Linked DNA regions of Homo sapiens: region 2 is linked to region 1. Evidence: chromatin contacts called from ENCODE Hi-C or POLR2A ChIA-PET data. All regions are on one chromosome and are shown on one strand. Each heading gives the region's core, a stretch centred on a gene start or an enhancer-like site at or near the end of the contact. The rest is flanking DNA. Distances are from core to core; before and after follow the strand shown. Region 1 overlaps PAFAH1B1 (platelet activating factor acetylhydrolase 1b regulatory subunit 1). Region 2 overlaps RAP1GAP2 (RAP1 GTPase activating protein 2).

What was found. A loop is a pair of places that touch in the nucleus more often than their neighbours do. ChIA-PET counts read pairs that join two places held with the same protein, here RNA polymerase II (POLR2A). Pooled maps may share reads with other maps.
Region 2: a pooled map shows a loop between it and region 1 (5-fold over the local background). The contact joins two enhancer-like sites. A Hi-C loop is called at or near these places in 2 of 50 pooled maps. POLR2A ChIA-PET finds 5 or more read pairs at or near these places in 2 of 52 experiments (activated T-cell and naive thymus-derived CD8-positive, alpha-beta T cell).

Annotation. Positions count from the first base shown.
Region 1 is chr17:2,622,759-2,628,189 of GRCh38, reverse strand. All of the region lies in intron 1 of PAFAH1B1 (platelet activating factor acetylhydrolase 1b regulatory subunit 1), which reads right to left. Among named protein-coding and RNA genes, the nearest start is that of PAFAH1B1, 32 kb to the right of the region's middle. Within about 2 kb of position 3,734, at least 5 of the 41 ENCODE cell types and tissues checked have a DNase peak (open chromatin) inside an H3K27ac peak, as active enhancers do.
Region 2 is chr17:3,002,259-3,007,354 of GRCh38, reverse strand. It overlaps RAP1GAP2 (RAP1 GTPase activating protein 2), which reads right to left. Exons shown (of 25, transcript NM_015085.5): 15 at 1,915-1,986; 16 at 1,314-1,400. Among named protein-coding and RNA genes, the nearest start is that of RAP1GAP2-AS1, 39 kb to the right of the region's middle. RefSeq lists enhancers at 3,387-3,436, 3,607-3,736, 4,647-4,816. Within about 2 kb of position 3,139, at least 37 of the 41 ENCODE cell types and tissues checked have a DNase peak (open chromatin) inside an H3K27ac peak, as active enhancers do.

The DNA of each region.
Region 1 (5,431 bases), core at 2,485-4,984:
AGGGGAAAAGTTGAAAGCATTCCCTCTGAGAACTCGAACAAGACAAGGATGCCCACTCTCACCGCTCCTCTTCAACATAGTACTGGAAGTCCTAGCCAGAGCAATCAGACAAGAGAAAGAAATAAAGGGCATCCAAGTCAGTAAAGAGGAAGTCAAACTGTCACTGTTTGCTGACGATATGATCGTTTACCTTGAAAACCCTAAAGACTCCTCAGATAGCTCCTAGAACTGATAAAAGAATTCGGCAAAGTTTCTGGATTCAAGATTAATGTACACAAATCAGTAGCTCTTCTATACACCAAGAGCAACTAAGCAGAGGATCAAATCAAGAACTCAACCCCTTTTACAATAGCCACAAATAAAATACTTAGGAATATACCTAACCAAGGAGTTGAAAGACATCTACAAGGAAAACTATAAAATGTTGCCAAAAGAAATCAGAGATGACACAAACAAATGGAAACACATCCCATGCTCATGGATGGGTAGAATATTGTGAAAATGACCATACTGCCAAAAGCAATCTACAAATTCAACACAATCCCCATCAAAATACCATCATTCTTCATAGAATTACAAAAAATGATTCTAAAATTTATGTGGAACCAAAAAAGAGACTGCATAGCCAAAGTAAGACTAAGCAAAAAGAACAAATCTGGAGGCATCACACTATCTGCTTTCAAACTATACTATAAGGCCATAGTCACCAAAACAGCGTGGCACTGGTAAAAAATAGGCACATAGACCAATGGAACAGAATGGAGAACCCAGAAATAAACCCAAATACTTACAGCCAACTGATCTTCAACAAAGCAAACAAACACATAAAGTAGGGAAAGGACACCCTTTTCAATAAATAGTGCTGAGATAACTGGCTAGCCACATACAGGAAAATGAAACTGGATCCTCATCTCTCACCTTATACAAAAATCAACTCAGGATGAATTAAGGACTTAAACCTAAGACCTGAAACTAAAAATTCTAGAAGGTAACACTGGAAAAACCCTTCTAGACATTGGCTTAGGCAAGGATCTCATGACCAAGAACCCAAAAGCAAATGCAATAAAAACAAAGATAAATAGCTGGGACCTAATTAAACTGAAGAGCTTTTGGATGGCAAAAGGAACAATCAGCAGAGTAAACAGACAACCCACAGGGTGGGAGAAAATCTTCACAATCTATACATCTGACAAAGGACTGATATCCAGAATCTACAATGAACTCAAACAAGTCAGTAAGAAAAAACAAACAATCCCATCAAAAAGTTGGCTAAGGACATGAAGAGACAATTCTCAAAAGAAGATATACAAATGGCCAACAAACATATAAAAAATTGCACCCAGGCGGGGTGGCTCACGACTGTAATCCCAGCACTCTGGGAGGTCGATGCGGGCAGATCACAAGATCTGGACTTCAAGACCAGCCTGGCCAATATGGTGAAACCCTATCTCTACTAAAAATACAAAAATTAGCCGGGCTTGGTGGCACGCGCATGTAATCCCAGCTACTTGGGAGGCTGAGGCAGTTGAATTGCTTGAACCAGGGAGTCAGAGGTTGCAGTGAGCCAAGATCGCGCCACTGCACTCCAGCTCTGGGCGACAGAACAAGACTCCGCCTCGGGGGGGGGGGGGGGGGGAAGAAAGGTGATGCCGGTTCAAGTTTGTCATCAACTCTATAACCTGAGTAATTAATCTAAATTTTCTACATAGTAGCTAACATCTAAGGCACCCTTTAACTCAGATTATTTCAGCCTGTGAATTTTCTAACTTTAACCTTTCCAACCTTTAACATGTATTTTTGCTATCAGAAAGCACAAGTATATGATTGAGTTATCATACTTATTTTAAGAATACAATTTTACCTTTCCAGTTGCCTTTTAATGGTTAACACATAATCGCAAAATACCACATGAAAACAGAAATAATTTTTTTTTTTTTTGAGACGGAGTCTCACTGTCGCCCAGGCTGGAGTGCAGTGGCGTGATCTCGGCTTACTGCAACCTCTGCCTCCTGGGTTCAAGCGATTGTTTTGCCTCAGCCTCCCGAGTAGCTGGTATTACAGGTGCATACCACTATGCCTAGCTAAATTTTTTTGTATTTTTAGTAGAGACAGGGTTTCACCATGTTGGTCAGGCTGGTTCCCAACTCCTGACCTCAAGTGATCCACCTGCCTTGGCCTCCCAAAGTGCTGGAATTACAGGCATGAGCCACCACGCCTGGCTTTTATTAACGTTTTTCTGTTTTTCTTGAGACAGGGTCCTCACTCTGTCACTCAGGCTAGAGAGCAATGGCATGATCGATCATAGCTCACTGCAGCCTCTAACTCCTAGGCTCAAGAGATCCTCCTACCTTAGCCTCCTGAGTAGCTGGGACAACAGATGCATGCCACCATGCCTAGCTAATTTTTTCTTTTTACCCCCAACCTCCGCTAGAGACGGGGTCCCGCTATGTTGCCTAGGCTGGTCTTTAATTCCTGGGCTCAAGCGATTCTGTCACCTCGGCCACCCAAAGTGCTGAGATTACAGGAAAGAGCCTCCATGCCCAGCCTCTAATAAATGGTTCTTAAATGGAGTAAACATTTTTTAAAGAAAGAGTTTAGAATATTTTGCAACGAACAATCTACATTAACCAACAGTACAAATAAATCAGGCAATATTTTCATACTACCTGGTATAGAAGTTCTTAACCTTTTTTGAGGTTACTGGACTCCTTTGAGAATATAATGAAAGCTAAGATCTTTCCTCTCAAAGAAGCACATATGAAAATAAACAAAATATTGCATGTATTTTAAGGGGGTTCACAAATCTTTCCAAAGTCAAAATAACGAATAAGAAGATTTAATATTTTTGAAATGTATTTTGGCAGTATTCCAATATTCTTTTAAGCTACTTGCATATATGACAAACAAAATTCAAAGAGTCTGATTTTTTCATTTGCATGTCAATATCCAGACTTTCTTAGACTGATATCAAGGACACTGTTGCTTAAGCACTAGAAACAGAGGCTTTAGTATGCTTTTGGAATGCAGAATTCTTAAGCATTCTCTAGTCTAATACTATATCCACGTATCTGCTATCCAATGCAGCATCTAAGACAACAATGTGTTTATTGCTAGGGTAAGTACCCCACCACAAAAAGAGAAAGTGGAAGAGTTAAAAAAAAAAAAATAGAAAGTATAAATAATTATATGTTAACAGTAGAGGCGCAATGACATGAAAATGGAAATCATCGGATTTATTATCAGATGTAGAAGGAAGAAATAAAGACTTATCCGGTAATTCATCAATTATCAATGGTTCCTAACCTCAAACTGTCACTTGCCAAAGCTTTATTTAAAAGGTCAGCAGAGGCCGGGCACAGTGGCTCAAGCCTGTAATTCCAATATTTTGATGGACCGAGGCATGCAGATCGCTTGAGCCCAGGAGTTCAAGACTAGCCTGGGCAACACAGAGAAACCAGGTGATATGGTTTGGCTGCGTCCCCACAGAAATCTCAACTTGACTTGTATCTCCCAGAATTCCCATGTGTTACGGAAGGGACCCAGCGGGAGGTAACTGAATCACGGGGCCAGTCTTTCCTGTGCTATTGTTGCGATAGTAAGTCTCACAAGATCTGACAGGTTTATCAGGGGTTTCCATTTTTGCTTCTTCCTCATTTTTCTCTTGCCCCTGACATGTAAGAAGTGCCTTTCACTTCCTATCATGATTCTGAGGCCTCCCCAGCCATGTGGAACTACAAGTCCAATTAAACCTTTTCTTGTTCCCAGTTTCGGGTATGTCTGTATCAGCAGCAAGAAAACGAACTAATACAGTAAACTGGTAACAGTAGAACGCGGAATTGCTGAAAAGATACCCGGAAATGAGGAAGTGACTTTGGAAGTGGGTAACAGGCAGAGTTTGGAACAGTTTGGAGGGCTCAGAAGACAGGAAAACCTGGGAAAGTTTAGAATCTCCTAGAGACTTGTTGAATGACTTTTACAAAAATGCTGATGGTGATATGAACAATAAGGTCCAGGCTGAGGTGGTCTCAGATGGAAATGAGGAGTTCGTTGGGAACTGGAGCAAAGGTGACTCTTATTATGTTTTAGCAAAGAGACTGGCAGCATTTTGCCCCTGCCCTAGAGATTTGTGGAACTTTGAACTTGAGAAAGATGATTTAGGGTATCTGGCAAAAGAAATTTCTAAGCAGTAAAGCATCCAAAAGGTGACCTGGGTGTTTGAAAAGTATTTCGTTTTCAAAGGGAAGCAGAGCAACCAGGGGCAGTGGCTCACGCCTGTAATCCTAGCATTTTGGGACGCCAAGGTGGGCGGATCCTCTGAAGTCAGCAGTTTCGAGACCAGCCTGGCCAACATGGTGAAACCCCATCTCTACTAAAAACACAAAAATTAGCCAGGAGTGGTGGCTAATCCCAGCTACTGTGGCTGGGATCCCAGCTACCTGGAGGCTGAGGCAGGAGAATCACTTCAACCCAGGAGGTGGAGGTTTCAGTGAGCAGAGATCGCACCACTGCAGTCCAGCCTGGGCGACAGAGCAAGACTCCATCTTTAAAAAAAAAAAAAACGGGGAAGTAGAGCATGAAAGTTTAGAAAATTTGCAGCCTGACTATATGATAGAAAAAAAAACAACATTTTTTGGCCAGACGCAGTGGCTCACGCCTGTAATCCCAGGACTTTGGGAGGCCAAGGCGGGTAGATCACAAGGTCAGGAGATTGAGACCATCCTGGCTAACATGCTGAAACCCTGTCTCTACTAAAAATACAAAAAATTAGCCGGGTGTGGTGGTGGTCACCTGTAGTCCCAGCTACTCGGGAGGCTGAGTCAAGAGAATGGCATGAATCCAGGAGGCGGAGCCAAGATCATGCCACTGCACTCCAGCCCGGGCGACAGAGTGAGACTCCCTCTCAGGGAAAAAAAAAAAAAAAAAAAAAAGAAAGGAAAAACCCATTTTCTGGGGAGAAATTCAAGCTGGCTGCAGAAATCTGCATAAGAAGCAAGGAGCCTAATGTTAATCCCCAAGACTATGGAGAAAATGTCTCCAGTCCATGTCAGAGAACTTCCTGGCAGCAGCCCCTCCCATCACAGGCCTGGAGGCCCAGGAGAAAAAAGTGGTTTCATGAGCTGGGCCCAGGGTCCCCATGCTGTGTGCAGCCTAGGGACTTGGTACCCTGTGTCCCAGCCACTCCAGCTGTGGCTGAAAGGGGCTGACGTACAGCTCAGGCTGTGGCTTCAGAGGGTGGAAGCCCCAAGCCTTGGCAGCTTCCACGTGGTGTTGAGCAAGTGGGTTCACAGAAGTCAAGAATTGAGGTTTGGGAACCTCCAACTTGATTTCAGAAGATGTATGGAAACGTCCAGATGCCCAGGCAAAAGTTTGCTGCAGGGACAGGGCCCTCATGGAGAACCTCTGCTAAGGCAGTGCTGAAGGGAAATGTGGG
Region 2 (5,096 bases), core at 1,890-4,389, 380 kb before region 1:
TGCCCTGCAACCTGTCCTTGTCACCATCGTTCTCAATGACACCACTGTCAGAGCAATCCCTCTGGCATACACATCGAGCCCCTCACTCTCCTGCCTAAGCGCTTTACCAGCAGCCCACCGTCCCGAGCTCAAAGCCCTTCTGGATCTGATCCAACCAACATCTCCGGCTGAGTCTCCACCATTCCAGCCCCCGTGGGTCCTTCAGCCACAGCAAACCCTCAGGAGCTCCCTCCTGACGTCAGGCTCTGGTTCTTCCTGACCTTTGCTCATGCTGTCTACCATGCCAGATCAGCCCTCCCTTCCCCACTCTTTCCTCCTGGCAGAAGGTTCATCTGATATCAAGATTCAGCTGTGCATGAGCCACCTCCTCCAGGAAGCCTTCCCTGAACACACCCTCTGTCCCCTACAGGCAGAAACAGTCACTATCTGAGCTGTGCTGACCTCCATCCCAGCCTAGTGCTGGCACACTGTACTATAACTATCTATTTAGTAATGACCCCCTGCCCCACCCCCCGACTACCCTGTGTACTCTCCAGGGATAGAAACTGTCTCACTTATCCCCATATCCCAGGGAACAGAATAGGGCCTGACACATAGTAGGTGCTTTAAAAATGACTGATTGGGCCAGGCGCAGTGGCTCACGCCTGTAATCTCAGCATTTTGGGAGGCCGAGGCAGGCGGATCACGAGGTCAGGAGATCAAGACCATCCTGGCTAACATGGCAAAACCCCATCTCTACTAAAAATACAAAAAATTAGCTGGGCGTGGTGGCGGGCGCCTGTAGTCCCAGCTACTCGGGAGGCTGAGGCAGGAGTATGGTGTGAACCCGGGAGGCAGAGCTTGCAGTGAGCCAAGATCGGGCCACTGCACTCCAGCCTGGGTGACAGAGTGAGATTCTGTCTTGAAAAAAAAAAAAGGACTGATTGGCCAGGCGCAGTGGCTCACGCCTGTAATCCCGGCACTTTGGGAGGCTGGGCCAGGCGGATCACCTGAGGTCAGGAGTTCAAGATCAGCCTGGCCAACATGGAGGAAACCCTGTCTCTACTAAAAATACAAAAATTAGCTGGGCGTGGTGGCGCACACCTGTAATCCCAGTTACTAGGGAGGCTGAGGCAGGAGAATCACTTGAGCCCGGGAGGCAGAGGTTGTGGTGAGTCCCAAGATCATGCCACTGCACTCCAGCCTGGGTAACAGAGCAAGACTCTGTCTCAAAAAAAAAAAAAAAAAAAAAAAAGATGGAGGAGCCCTGGATGAGGCTGGCTAACAGGTGGCCCAGCAGTCAGGAGGGAGACCTTCAGAAACCACACTCTCACCTCCAGCTTTGCAAACTTGTCCGACTTGCAGCAGGCGTTCTCGGCATTGGTGAGCTTGGTGAGCAGAAACTCCCTGAATTCCGGGCCCTGGAAGAGACAAGACGGACCTCAGGTCTGTCACTCTCGGCTGTTGCCAGAAGGTCTTCAGCCACAGTGACAGGCAGGCAGAGCCGGGGCCATGGGGAGAACCCCTGAAAAGTCCCTTCCGACAGCGGATCATTTCTAGCCCAGGCCAAGCCCACTTGCAAATATCCCAACAAGGAAACCCGCTTCCCTGGTCCTGGGAAGCCACAGTGGCACTTCCACGACTGGAGCTCATTCCTGCCCAAGGCTCCTTGACCGGGGCTCAACATAAAAGCCCGTCTTTCAGCAGAAAAGCAACCCCAGTGTCAAACACCCTGACAAGTGGTCCTATGCTGGGCCAGACTGGCAGCATGAAAGAGGTGGGGAGAGACCCCAAGAAAGGAGGTTCCCCCCAAAACCTGCAAAAGGAGCTCCCTAATGTTCCCAGCCTGAATTTGGCTCCATCCCAACCATTGCTACTCAAGCACTGAGACCTGGCATCGTGGATGCGAGAGGGGCAGAAGGAAGAGTGTCCTACCTTCTGGAAAACGGGGGGACTGGGCAGAGGTGGACCAAAGGTGGGCACATCTTCCCGCGCAGTGACAGAGACCTGAGTGAAACAGAGTCATGGTACGGACCTGGAGGGAAGAGACGAGCGCTGCCCCTACGGGAGCCACGCTCCTTACAAAGCTACTCACCTTCTCCCTCCTCCTCTTCCCAGAACACAAACAAAATACTCCTGTGAGCATCGCCAGCACAGGCCCTGACCCTGTTCCTAGAAGTGGGGCCGGACGGTGTGGGGCCATCCGCAGCCTCTCATCTGCATTCCTGGAGGCCAGAAGCAGGTTTGGCAAGATGACTGGACAGGGCTGGGACCCTAATTTTAATGCCATACAAGTGCCCGGGAGATGGCATCTCGTGACCTCATTCGACCGTGACGCTAATCCTACTGAGAAGGCACAGGGAGAACTGTTCTCCCTGATGAGGAAACAGATGCCCAGAGACACACAGAGAAGCCCCCAAGTCCCACAGGTGATTAGCCGCAGAGGAACAGAGCATCCAGACCTCTCCCGACCCGTCTCTGGGGTTCTCTTCCCAAGCCTGACTCCTCAGCTCGGCCATAAATCAGAATTGCTTCAAAATTGCTTCAGGTGTTTAAAAATACAGACTGGGTTCATGGGCTCTGGCCTAAACCTGCCGAATCGGAAGGGTAGGGCCCCCCGGAAACTCTCGTGCAGCCGGTGGACCCGTGTTCGGGAGCCCTGGCCCCACACACGGGGTCAGCCAGTCCTAGGCCCAGGCTAGGAACTGAGGGTGGGGCGCGCACCTCTGGCACCCTGAGTGAGACTGAGCTTTAGAGTGACGGCCTCGAGGTTCGCTGCATGGGGGTCGCCCAGGCGTGGGACGGGCCCCACACCCCGCCTTCCCTCTGCACAGAGGTGCCCTGACTTCACCTATTCTCAGCCCACGAGGCTGTGAGGCTCTCGGGAGACTGCCCTCCCTTCCCTACACAGCCGCTGACGTGAGCCCAGCCCTGGCGTGCTGCCAGCCTCCCCGGCCTGTGAAGTGGAGCAGATGCAGAGTCTGCCAGGCCGGGTGAGCAGGCAGCTGGGCACCGAGCCAAGGAAAGGCCCTGCCAGAGTCCGGAGGGGAAACGGAGCGGGAGAGAGCTGGTCAATACGGGCTTTCTCTTCTCAAGCTCCAGGCTGTCTGCCCAGCCCAAACTGCAGTGCCCCGAGTCAGGAAATGGTGCGCGTTCGGCTGACGTGATTTCTGGCTGGGCTCCAGCAGCTGAACCCGGTTCCCTACCACCACCCACCAGGCACCGGTGGCCCAGGTCAAGAATTCAGTCACAGAGCCAGAATCAGGGGTGGGGGTGTGGGAAGGCTATGGGGAGACTGCAGACCGTGGGCACCTGGGACAGAGGCCAGAGGGCAGCCCCAGCTCTGCCCTTCCCACCCCACTCCCCCTCCTCCTCCAGCCTGCATTAGAGTGGTCTGTGCCGACCGTGTAAGTGGCTTCAGACACATCCTCAAGTCCATCCAACCCTCCAGCTGGACAGTCCCACAGCAGAGCCCTGTGGGCCACACGGAGGACAGGGCCCTTCCTTGCGACGTGCGTTCACCTTCCATCCTCATTGTGCGCCTCTCTTGACCCCATTCCAACCAGGCGGCCAGGCCTTTGTTGTTCCCCCCTCTTGGGGACATCTGGGTCACTGGACTGAAAGCAGAAGTTGCCTGAACACAGCCCCACCTTCCTGTTTTCTAAATGCAGCGAGGGCCTCCAGCGAGGGCTTGGAGGGAGGGAGAGAGGCAGATGCAGGTGACTCTGGGGAAGGGACCTGCATGGCTGGAAGGAGGAAGGAGCTTGGTGTGGGTCATGAGGATGCACTGGGAACCTCAGAAAGCTTCAAACGTGACAAAGGCCCCACGCCCAAGAGTGGCCTGGGAGCCGCGGTGGCACACAGAGCATCGTCCGAGCAACAGACAAGTCGTGACGGGAAACGGGGAGGGGGCTACAAAGACAGGGCCCTCCCCGGCGGTGGGCTTCACCTGAGATTCCTGACACCTTTGAGGACTTCCGGAGAGGGAGGCAGGGATAGGGGGGAGGGAAAGGGGTAGTCCTGGTGATGGCTGAGCTGGACTTTCCTTCCAAGCAGGCAGGATGAGGACTACACTCATTTCTGAAAAATAATCCAGAGTGATGCTTCGTGCACACCCGACTCCGTGGAGCCAATTTCTCGCCTGCTCTGATGGCTCAATGACCAAGACCGCAAGCAGACCCAGACAGGACCTCAGCCACAGCTCCCTGGCTCTGTGGCCTCAGGCCTTAAGTGGGTTCAGCTCTCAGCTTCCATTTCCTCCCTCTAGCGAGAGGTCTTGTCTCACCAGGGGCTTGTCAGGATTCAAGACTGTGCGTCTAAGGACCCAGCACCGTGCCTGGCATGAGCAAGCAGCTGGTAAGGGGTAACCACTGTCGCCCAGTGGCCTTTTCACTTCCCCTGCTGACCTGCACCCAGTAAAGGGCTCCTGAAATAGAGTTTCCCCAAAGCACCTTGCAACCCACCACACACACACACACCCAAGCACGCCTCCTTCCCTCCCGCAGGATGTCAGGGCTAGCAGCCTGCAGGTGTCTAATCCAACTTCCTCATTTCACACAGACAAAACTAGAGGCCCAGAGAGGGAAGGAACAAGGTCACGCAGCAGAGGCAGTGCCAGGACCAGAACCCCAGGCAGCCCGGCCCCTCCGTGGACAGAAGAGGACCCCTTCCTGCACACACCCAACCCTGTCCCTCCTTTATACTCTTCTTTCTTCAGCTCACCCTCCCCAGTGGAGGCCTCCTGGGGCTTACTCAGTCCCAGAGGAAATCTCAGCCTTCTTTGCCACAGCCCCTGAGCCTGCAGGGGCCAGCTAAGGTCCTGCTTCACCCAGGCCCCCTGGGGGATCTAACCGGGTCCTCCTCGCAGTCTGCTAATTACCTGGGGTGCTGCCGGGAGTGTGGATGGACAGCGCTTTGGGGAGTGCCTTGGAAGGCTGGTCCCCCTCCCTGGCCTCATTCACACGTCTGGCCTTCCAGCCTCAGTGTCTGCCTGGCAGGTGGAGTGCACGATCAAGGTACCACAGCCTGCTCCTCCGGGAAGCCCTGCCCCCCTGCTTCTCATCACCCCTCTGAGGACAATGCTGTGCTTTGTGGCTTAGAAGAAAGAGTAAAGACAG